3 separate regions of the Homo sapiens genome follow, and regions 1 and 2 are each linked to region 3. Evidence: chromatin contacts called from ENCODE Hi-C or POLR2A ChIA-PET data. All regions are on one chromosome and are shown on one strand. Each heading gives the region's core, a stretch centred on a gene start or an enhancer-like site at or near the end of the contact. The rest is flanking DNA. Distances are from core to core; before and after follow the strand shown.

Region 1 (2,877 bases), core at 178-2,677, 540 kb before region 3:
GCCAGAACGTCACCTGTCTCCCTGCAGCCTCTAGGCTCCCCTCTTGTTCCAGACCCAGACATCTCCTAAATGGAGCCCAAGTCCTTGGCCTGAAGCCTGAGGCTCCCCACAAAATCACCCTCTTCCTCTCTCTCCTCTCACTGCCAGCCTGTATCCCCTTTCCCAGCTGTACCCCCTTTCCCAGAGACCACTTCCAGCCCCCCTTAGCTCTTAGTGGCCTCTGGCTGGATCTAGAAACCAAACTGACACCAGGTACATTAACAAGAGAAAAGCACACAAATGTCATTAGTTTTACAGGTGCATGGGAAACTTCACCAGAGTCAAGTCCAGACAAGTGGCCGAAGCAAGATGCTTTATCCTTTTTCGATAAAGAACAATAAGTTTGAGAAGTGGCAGGACAAGGGGGATCTGGCTAGGGGCAGTAAATTCTTGAGCAGTCACTGGGAGATATATGAGGGGTGTAAACCTGGTGGAAGATAAGGGTTACTTTGTTAAAGCATATTTATTCAGGCCCACTGCAGCCCCCGATTCCATCTCAGGTGATAAGGGCTATTTTCTCCCCTGGTTCAAGGAAGACACCCCTCCCAGAGGAATCTTTATGGCTTGCTGAGTATAGCAAGAAACAGGTCAGCTAGCCCTTTCTGAAGCTGCAGCTCGAAGTCAGTGTAGCCATCCGGTGTATTTTGGGATGGCACGTCCTTCACTCTTTCCCAGCCTTTCTGCATTTGTAAGCCCCAGGAAAGCCGGCAGCTGAGTCAGCCTGAATCCCTCCATGGGGCGTCTTTGCAGCTCCCTGCCCCTGCTGGTTGAAGGCTCTGTTGGTCGCATTCTTCTCTCTCACAGACTCTGCCCCTCCAAAGCCCTTCCAGCCCTCTCCTGGGGGCTGGGTTATCTCTGTCCTCAGACTCCATGGCACCGAGTTCAGGCCATGTCTTAGTGTCCTGTGGCTTCCTTAACAGAATGCCACAAGCTTAGTGGCTTACAACAACAAACATTTATTCTCTCCCAGTTCTGAAGACTGAAGTCCCACATCAAGGTGTCCGCAGGGCCAGGCTGTCTCTGGAGGCTCTAGGGGAGGATCCTTCCTTTCTGTTCCCAGCATCTGATGGCCCACGGCATTCCTCGACCTGGTGACAACATCTCTCCAGTCCCTGCCTCCGCCTTCAAATGGCCTCCTGTATGCCTGTGTCTTCTGTCTCTTTAAAGATATTTGTCATTGGATTTAGGGTCCATCAGTGTGATATTGTGATATAAGAAACCTGTATGTGGTCTTCCTTCTGGTTTCTGGCACAAGCTCCTAAAATCATTGTAATTTCCTGAACGATGGGGTGATAGGAGCATCTTTTGTTATTCATACAAGCCCTTTTCTGTGGGACCTGAGGTTATGCTAATGAGGTGATGCTTGAGGGGCCCCTAGATAGCTGTGGGACGGGGCTGGTTGCCAGAGGAACCAGCCACGTGATTAGAGGGTTGGAACTTTAGCTCCACCCCTGAACTCTGGGGATGGGGAGAGGGGTGGAGATTGAATTGATCACCCGTGTCTACAGCCATGCCAGCCTGATCTCGGCTGAACTGATCATCAGTGGCCAATGATTTAGTCTTGCCTACCTAGTGGAACCTCCATGAAAACACTACACAGTGAGGTTCAGAGAGCTTTCACGTTGGTGAACACATGAAGGTGCTGGGAGGGCAGTGCCCCAAGAGGCCATGGAAGCTCCCCCACAATACACACCCTGTTACCCAGCCCTCTTCCGTTTGGCTTTCGTGAGTGGTATCCTTTACAATAAACTGGTAAATGTGAGTAAAAGGTTTTCCCGAATTCTGTGAGCTGTTCTAGCAATTTTTTTTTTTTTTTTTTAAGATGGAGCCTCGCTCTGTTGCCCAGGCTGGAGTGCAGTGGCGAGATCTCGGCTCACTGCAACCTCCCGGGTTCAAATGATTCTCTTGCCTTAGCCTCCCGAGTAGCTGGGACTATAGGCGCCTGCCACCACGCCCAGCTAATTTTTGTGTTTTTAGTAGAGACGCGATTTCATCATATTGGCCAGACTGGTCTTGAACTCCTGACCTTGTGATCCGCCTGCCTCAGCCTCCCAAAGTTGCTGGGATTACAGGCATGAGCCACCGTGCCCGGCTCTAGCAAATTATTGAACCTGAGGAGGGGGTTGTGGGAACACCCCATCTCCACTCCCAGCTTTAGAGTCAGTAGGTCAGAAGTACAGGTGGCCCAGACTTCCCCCAGTGCCTTAAGTGGGAACAGTCTTGTGGTACTGAGCCCTTAACCTGTGAAGTCTGACACTTATTCCACATACTTACTGGCAGAATGGAATTAAATTATAGGACACCCGGCTGGTGTCCAGAGACTGGGAGGATTGCCTGGTGAAAGGAGAAAACCCACACGTGTGTTGTCAGGAGAGTTCTGGGGGAATAGAAACACATCATAGTAGTAGTAATTGGACAATCTAGGGTGATCTCATCTCAAAGCCTTTAACTTCATTACATCTGCAAAAAGACTCTTTCCAGGTAAGGTCGCATTCGCAGATTCTAGGGTTAGGATATGAACGTGTTCCTTTGGGGGCCCACTACAGTGGGCTTCTCACCTTGGTGTCCTCAGGGGAGCCAGTGTCTGCCTCCCTCTCCTCCGTTAGGTCCTGGCTCCGTGGTCATTTCCTCAGGGAGAGGCCCTGCTGTCCTTCCTGGGTCTGTCTTCCTCCCTCCTGCATGTGCTCCGGTGCCACCTGCCTCTCTCCCGTGGCCTTGTCATGGTTGCTGTGATGCCCACGTCACGTGACTCCATGGATTCCGCTGGCTCCCATGGGCAGGGGCTGGGTGTGCGGTGCTCACCATTCCATACCCAGCACAGTGTCCTGCACGTATTAG
Region 2 (2,976 bases), core at 351-2,850, 520 kb before region 3:
CCTTGAGAGCATTGAGGAAGCATTGAGGGGCTAGCGCCGTGGGGCGAGGGCTCATGGCACCTGTGCTCTGTGGACCCATGTGGGGAGCAAAGCGACAGGTTGGAGCTGCACTAACCCAGGCCCCAGGTCTGAGAGGCTGCTGACTCCCTGCCTGCATTTAGCCCCAGGAAGCTGAAACCTCAAACCATGTGGTGTTAGCGCCCAGGGCCTCGAAAGAGTCATTCAGAAACAGAGACCATGAATGGGCCATTCAGAAGGCTGGTGGCCCAGCCAGAACCAGAACCCAGCCACACCCCTGGGTCTGCACTCCAGACTGGGGTTCTTTCTGCCCTTCTCCAGCCTGTGTCTGCCTGGTGGTCACTCTGCGACATTTTCCTCTTTGGAGGCCCTTGCCTCTTCATGAGCCCCCCATCTCGCTGTAGCTTTGCCTTCTGACTTGGCTTTCCCCCACCCAGCAAGGGTTCTGAGCAGAAAGCCCTCCGTGTGAGAACCGCAGGGTTAGAAAGAGGCATGGGCACTAGAAATAGGGAGTGAATGCGGTCACCCTTGCTGGGACACCCTCAGCTGTCACCCCTGGGCTTTGTTGCTGAGGCTTTGTGCCGTCTTATTGTTTATCACCGGATGGAGCATCACGGGCTTCGCTCTGATGTCTCCAGTGGTGACAGTACCTGCCGCTCTGTTCTTCCAGAGTCTGTGGGGCACCCTGCTCCGCCAGGTGCTGCTGGTAACAGGCTCTGCATGTATCCGGGGCTCCAGCTCCCTCCCCACTGCCAGCCTCCCTCTGGACCATTCAATCTGTTCTCTTTTCCTTTTTCATTAAATGAGCAACCCTCCTCCCCCACAGCTGGAATGGTGGCATCGAATTTCAAGTGACCTTGACAAATCAGGGACCTGATCTTTTAAGAACAGGTTACAGTTAAGCGGGCAAGTTCAAGTCCACCCAGACAGGTTTCTGCAGAGGAGGGAGGAAACACCATGGGACGCCACCTGGGGATCACGTGGTGCCACCAACCATGCACCAGTGGATTCTGAGCCATGGTTGAGATGCAGGGAGTGGGATGGGGCTCAGGACCAGCTGCAAACCGACCCACCGTGAAAGTTTGTGGCACCTGCACCATCAGGGCGACATGCACTTTGGTTCTCTGTGTTTCAAAAAAGACCCAGAGGAATTGGAGCCACCCAAAGAAAGCAGAGTCAAACGCAAGGAAGAGAAAGCAGCAAGCCCTGCAGAGGTGTTGGGGGGTCAGTGCTCAGGCGTGGGAGTTCGAAGATCACCCTCAAGTACAGGAAGGAGTGGAGTAGTGTCCGTCTTCTCCTGGGACAGTCCTGAGAGATGGGCAGCATCCAGTTAGATCTGGTTCCATGGAACACCAGCTCTCCAGACGGTAGGAATAGGAATTACATGAAAAGGGCTTTGGGAGTCAGGCCAGTTTGGGAAATGCAGGGTTAAACCAAACTCACAAGTTTTCTTGAGGCAGGTTTTCCTGGAGCTCCTAGATAACTCCCAAGCATCACACTGTCCACGGACACGTGGGCCGCCTCCCAGGCTCTTGTGAGCCCAGCACCTGGTTTTTGCAGTCTTTTGTTTGGCTCTCCCACCCCCTTACACCCTTTGGGAACTGCTGAGTCAGATATACAGAAGAACAGTCACTGCGAGGGCTGTTAAACTCTCAGGAAAGGTACCAAAGTGCATGGCAGCGTTTGGCCCCAGTGAGCTGGAAAACACTTTCGTCTGGTCTTGAGATGTTTCCTGCAGCACAAGAGGTTGGCAGAGCAACCTCAGAACCTCTTCTGTCTCTGTTTATGCTTTTGTTCAGAAGCTTAGTACCAGGAATTAATCTCAGCTCCTTCCCAGAGGATTTTAGGCACACAGGGATCTTTTATTCTGCACTTCTCCAGTGATGCTTTCAACACAATTGTATCAAAACAGCCTAGGCTATTCACTTACAAGCCCTGCTTTTGCCCTGGGAATCTTAGCACCTCATTTTTTAGTAAGTACACTTGCAGATCCGGAGAGGGCAGGTGGAGGTATAATCCAGTGTCAGTCTGCAGTGGTGGGCCTGCCCTGGCCGTCTCCAAAGATGGGTGCTCTTCGGAACTGGCAGCCCCCTGCATGCTGTCTAATTGCCCCAAGAAAACAGTGACGTGTGTTTAGGAGCATGCTCCTGTTGGCCTCCATTTACAGGATCCTCTGTGTCAGAGGATCTCAGCCAGGCGTGATTTTGTTCACAAGGGACACTTGGCAATGCCTGGAGACATTTTGGTTGTCAAAACAGCAGGAAGGCAGACGTGCTCCTGTACCTATAGGTAGAGGCCAGGGCAGCTGCTCAGCACCCTAAGGTGCCCAGGACAGCTGCTCAGAGAATCTGTAGCCCAAAATGTCAACAGTGACCTGGCTGAGAAGCCCTGTCCCAGGTGGACCGCAGCATCCAGGGCATCCTGCGTGCTCGGCTTGCTCGTGGGTCCCTGCACACCCTGTGACTTCATTATCAGCTCAGAATGCACCTGGGGTTTGTTGTAGTGAGGGAAAGCTGAAATTGTTGCCAAAGGGGGAACTGTCTGCATCATCAAAGCTGCTTCTGTCATCTGTGTGAACATGCGCTTTTCTCTCTGCAGAACCTGAGAGCCAGAAGCAACAAAGATGCCAAGGATCCAACGACCAAGAACTCTCTGGAAAGTGAGTTCTGCATGCTGAGGTCTCTGTGTGCCCTCGTCAGGGAGGCTGCTGCTGGCAGAGGGGGCGTTGTGGAAAAGCAGACACAGTGCCCACTTGGGTCATCCCTTGGTGCCTTCCCTGTTCTCTCTTCAGATAGAGTGGGCACGAGGAAAGAACAGCTCAGGGAGGGCAGGGAAGGATACCATCAGGACCAGTTTGCCACCAACATTAGCAACAAGGTGCTGCTTAAATTGACTTAAATGTTATCCTGTTGACCCCAGTGGCCTCATAAGGAGGATTTTTTTTTTTTGAGGCGGAGT
Region 3 (2,726 bases), core at 138-2,637:
TGAGGATACAGAACAAAGCAACTTCAGTCACTGCCCTTCCCAACTCTCCAGTGTCTCCTTGCCCTACCTTCCAGCCCCATGTGTGTCTTCGTAATAGCATAGTTGCATTTTTTTTTTTTTTAAGAGAGGCAGGGTCTCCCTTTGTTGCCCAGGCTGCAGTGCAGTGGTGCAATCAGCTCACTATAACCTTGAACTCCTGGGCTCAAGGGATCTTCCCCTCTCCACTTCCCAAGTAGCTGGGGCTACAGGTGCACACCGCCATGCCACACCCAGCTTATTTATTTTAGAATTTTTGTAGAGACAGGGTCTTGCTGTCTTGTCCAGTCTGGTCTCAAACTCCTGGCTTCAAGTGATCCTCCCTGCCTTGGCCTCCTAAAGAGTTGGGATTACAAGGCCGGGCGCAGTGGCTCACACCTGTAATCCCAGCACTTTGGGAGGCCGAGGGGGGCGGATCACGAGGTCAGGAGATCGAGACCATCCTGGCTAACATGGTGAAACCCTGTCTCTACTAAAAATACAAAAAATTAGCTGGGCGTGGTGGCGGGTGCCTGTAGTCCCAGCTACTTGGGAGGCTGAGGCAGGAGACTCCAGCCTCAAAAAAAAAAAAAAGAGTTGGGATTACAGGCATGAGCCGCTGAGCCCAGCCACAGCTGCAATTTCATTAGATTGAACGGTGTGAAATCATCAGTAGTGGGCCACTGTTTTACTCCCTGCATTATTCAATCATGATTGCTTTCAGACTTTCATTAGTTTCACTAGCTTCGCGCTGTAAGAGCCAAGAGGCAGAGCCACAGGGCTGGGCTGCCTGGTTTCACTCCCCACTGCAGGGCTCGGTTAAGCAGAGTGTAGGCTAAGAGAGGAATGGAGAAGGTGGAAGGTGTCTCTCCCTTCCAACGCTCATCTGATGCACCAGCCAAACCAAATACCACCTGGGCCTTTGAACATTGCCAAGCCTCATCCGCTGTTGTCATTTTGCCCACCTCCACAGCTGCAGGGACAGCCGTAGGCCCGGAACTGGGATATCTCTTCCTAGGGGCCTGCCTATCTGCTCAGCTGCACTGCGTTTTAGGGGTGGGGAAGCTAAGGCACGAGATTGGGGTCCCAAAGCATGCCCAGACCACCCAGGCTTCCAGATACTAGGTCCTCCTCCTTCAGGCCTCACTTCGTTGCTTTTCCCCTGGGCTCAGTTCCAGTCCTGGCTGTAAGACTGGGAAAGCCACTGCTTGAGTCAGGACCTCATTGGCTATTTTTGTCCGTGAGAAGTCCTCTACACCACGACTTGGGAGGCAGCCTGGGAGAAAGAGAAATTAGTCGTGGCTCCTTTAAGGGGTCCGCGGAGGCGCGCCCGGCCTTTTGTTTGAGCGGCGGCGCGCGCGTCAGCGTCAACGCCAGCGCCTGCGCACTGAGGGCGGCCTGGTCGTCGTCTGCGGCGGCGGCGGCGGCTGAGGAGCCCGGCTGAGGCGCCAGTACCCGGCCCGGTCCGCATTTCGCCTTCCGGCTTCGGTTTCCCTCGGCCCAGCACGCCCCGGCCCCGCCCCAGCCCTCCTGATCCCTCGCAGCCCGGCTCCGGCCGCCCGCCTCTGCCGCCGCAATGATGATGATGGCGCTGAGCAAGACCTTCGGGCAGAAGCCCGTGAAGTTCCAGCTGGAGGACGACGGCGAGTTCTACATGATCGGCTCCGAGGTAGCCCGGGGCGCGTTCTCGCCCTCCCCGGGCTCGGCCCCGCGGGAGCCCCGGGGCGGGCCCATGCGCCGAGAGCGCGCGTCTCCATTCATCGGGGCGGGCGGGCGCGCGCGCGCGCGCTCGGGGCTGTGGGGCGTGGCCTAGTGGGCGTGTCGGGTGTGGCCCCCGCCCCCTCATCGACCTGGGATTTCCTTACTTATTTCGCCGAGGTCCGCCGCCTTCAGTGCTGCCAAGATTTTGGCGCCGCGAGGGGCCCCAGTGGTTCCGCGCTGGGTTGGTTTCCAGTCAGACGCAAAGAAACGGGATATTGAGTTAGCCCCTGCGACGCTTGGGGGACTGCACTGCTGCCTTTGACCCTTTTTAGATGTCGTAAATTTCACGTGCACCCCTCCCCGTATTGCTACTTGTGGGAACCTCAAATGGCAGGCTGGAAACCCTGGACTTAGTGAGGGCTCATCCCCATTGTGTTTGTTGCCTCTTAGGTGAGCAGTGGAGGTCTTTTGACCTTTGTTTACCGGTGAAGAAACAGATTGGAGGAAGATGTTTGCTTTTGGGTGAATAAGGGCCCCATGCCTAAGCTAGATCTTTCAGCAGTTCTGAAGCGATTGACACTTTCCATATCTGTGAACTGATTCTGAATTATTACAGGGGAAAGAGCCTAAGGATGTTTAACCCTTAACTAGAGTGGCTGCATTTTGTTGCATCAACTGGATGACTGACTTCAGGAAAACTCTACTGGCCTTTGAATGGGTGTTTGTTCCAAGTCTATTAGGTTCTTGTTTTTTGTTTTTTATAGAGACAGGGTCTGGCTATGTTGCGCAGGCAGGTCTCCAACTCCTGGGCTCAAGCAGTCTGCCCGTCTGGGTCTCCCAAAGTGCTAGGATTACAGGCATGAGCCACCACACCCGGCCATATATTAGGTTTTTACAGATTGTCTCAAACTAGCCTTTTTTGCTCCAAAGGCAGTCCCCAGCTAGTATATGTTACCTTTTTAAAAAAATTATGGATATACAGTTCAGATGTACAAATGTCAAGCAGTAGA

What was found. Hi-C counts contacts between places; a loop is a spot of excess contacts on that map. ChIA-PET counts read pairs that join two places held with the same protein, here RNA polymerase II (POLR2A). Pooled maps may share reads with other maps.
Region 1: a loop to region 3 is called in a pooled map, with 7 times the contacts of the local background. The contact joins the enhancer-like site here to the promoter of SMARCB1 in region 3. A Hi-C loop is called at or near these places in 4 of 50 pooled maps.
Region 2: a pooled map shows a loop between it and region 3 (4-fold over the local background). The contact joins the enhancer-like site here to the promoter of SMARCB1 in region 3. A Hi-C loop is called at or near these places in 1 of 50 pooled maps. POLR2A ChIA-PET finds 5 or more read pairs at or near these places in 2 of 52 experiments (A673 and activated CD4-positive, alpha-beta T cell).

What each region holds. Positions count from the first base shown.
Region 1 is chr22:23,241,809-23,244,685 of GRCh38, forward strand. All of the region lies in intron 1 of BCR (BCR activator of RhoGEF and GTPase), which reads left to right. Among named protein-coding and RNA genes, the nearest start is that of BCR, 63 kb to the left of the region's middle. RefSeq lists enhancers at 487-1,237, 1,238-1,989, 1,555-1,784. Within about 2 kb of position 1,428, at least 3 of the 41 ENCODE cell types and tissues checked have a DNase peak (open chromatin) inside an H3K27ac peak, as active enhancers do.
Region 2 is chr22:23,268,916-23,271,891 of GRCh38, forward strand. It overlaps BCR (BCR activator of RhoGEF and GTPase), which reads left to right. Exons shown (of 23, transcript NM_004327.4): 6 at 2,617-2,677. Among named protein-coding and RNA genes, the nearest start is that of LINC02556, 56 kb to the right of the region's middle. RefSeq lists an enhancer at 201-871 and a silencer at 246-295. Within about 2 kb of position 1,601, at least 2 of the 41 ENCODE cell types and tissues checked have a DNase peak (open chromatin) inside an H3K27ac peak, as active enhancers do.
Region 3 is chr22:23,785,579-23,788,304 of GRCh38, forward strand. It overlaps SMARCB1 (SWI/SNF related BAF chromatin remodeling complex subunit B1), which reads left to right and starts at 1,388. Exons shown (of 9, transcript NM_003073.5): 1 at 1,388-1,684. The coding sequence starts at 1,592.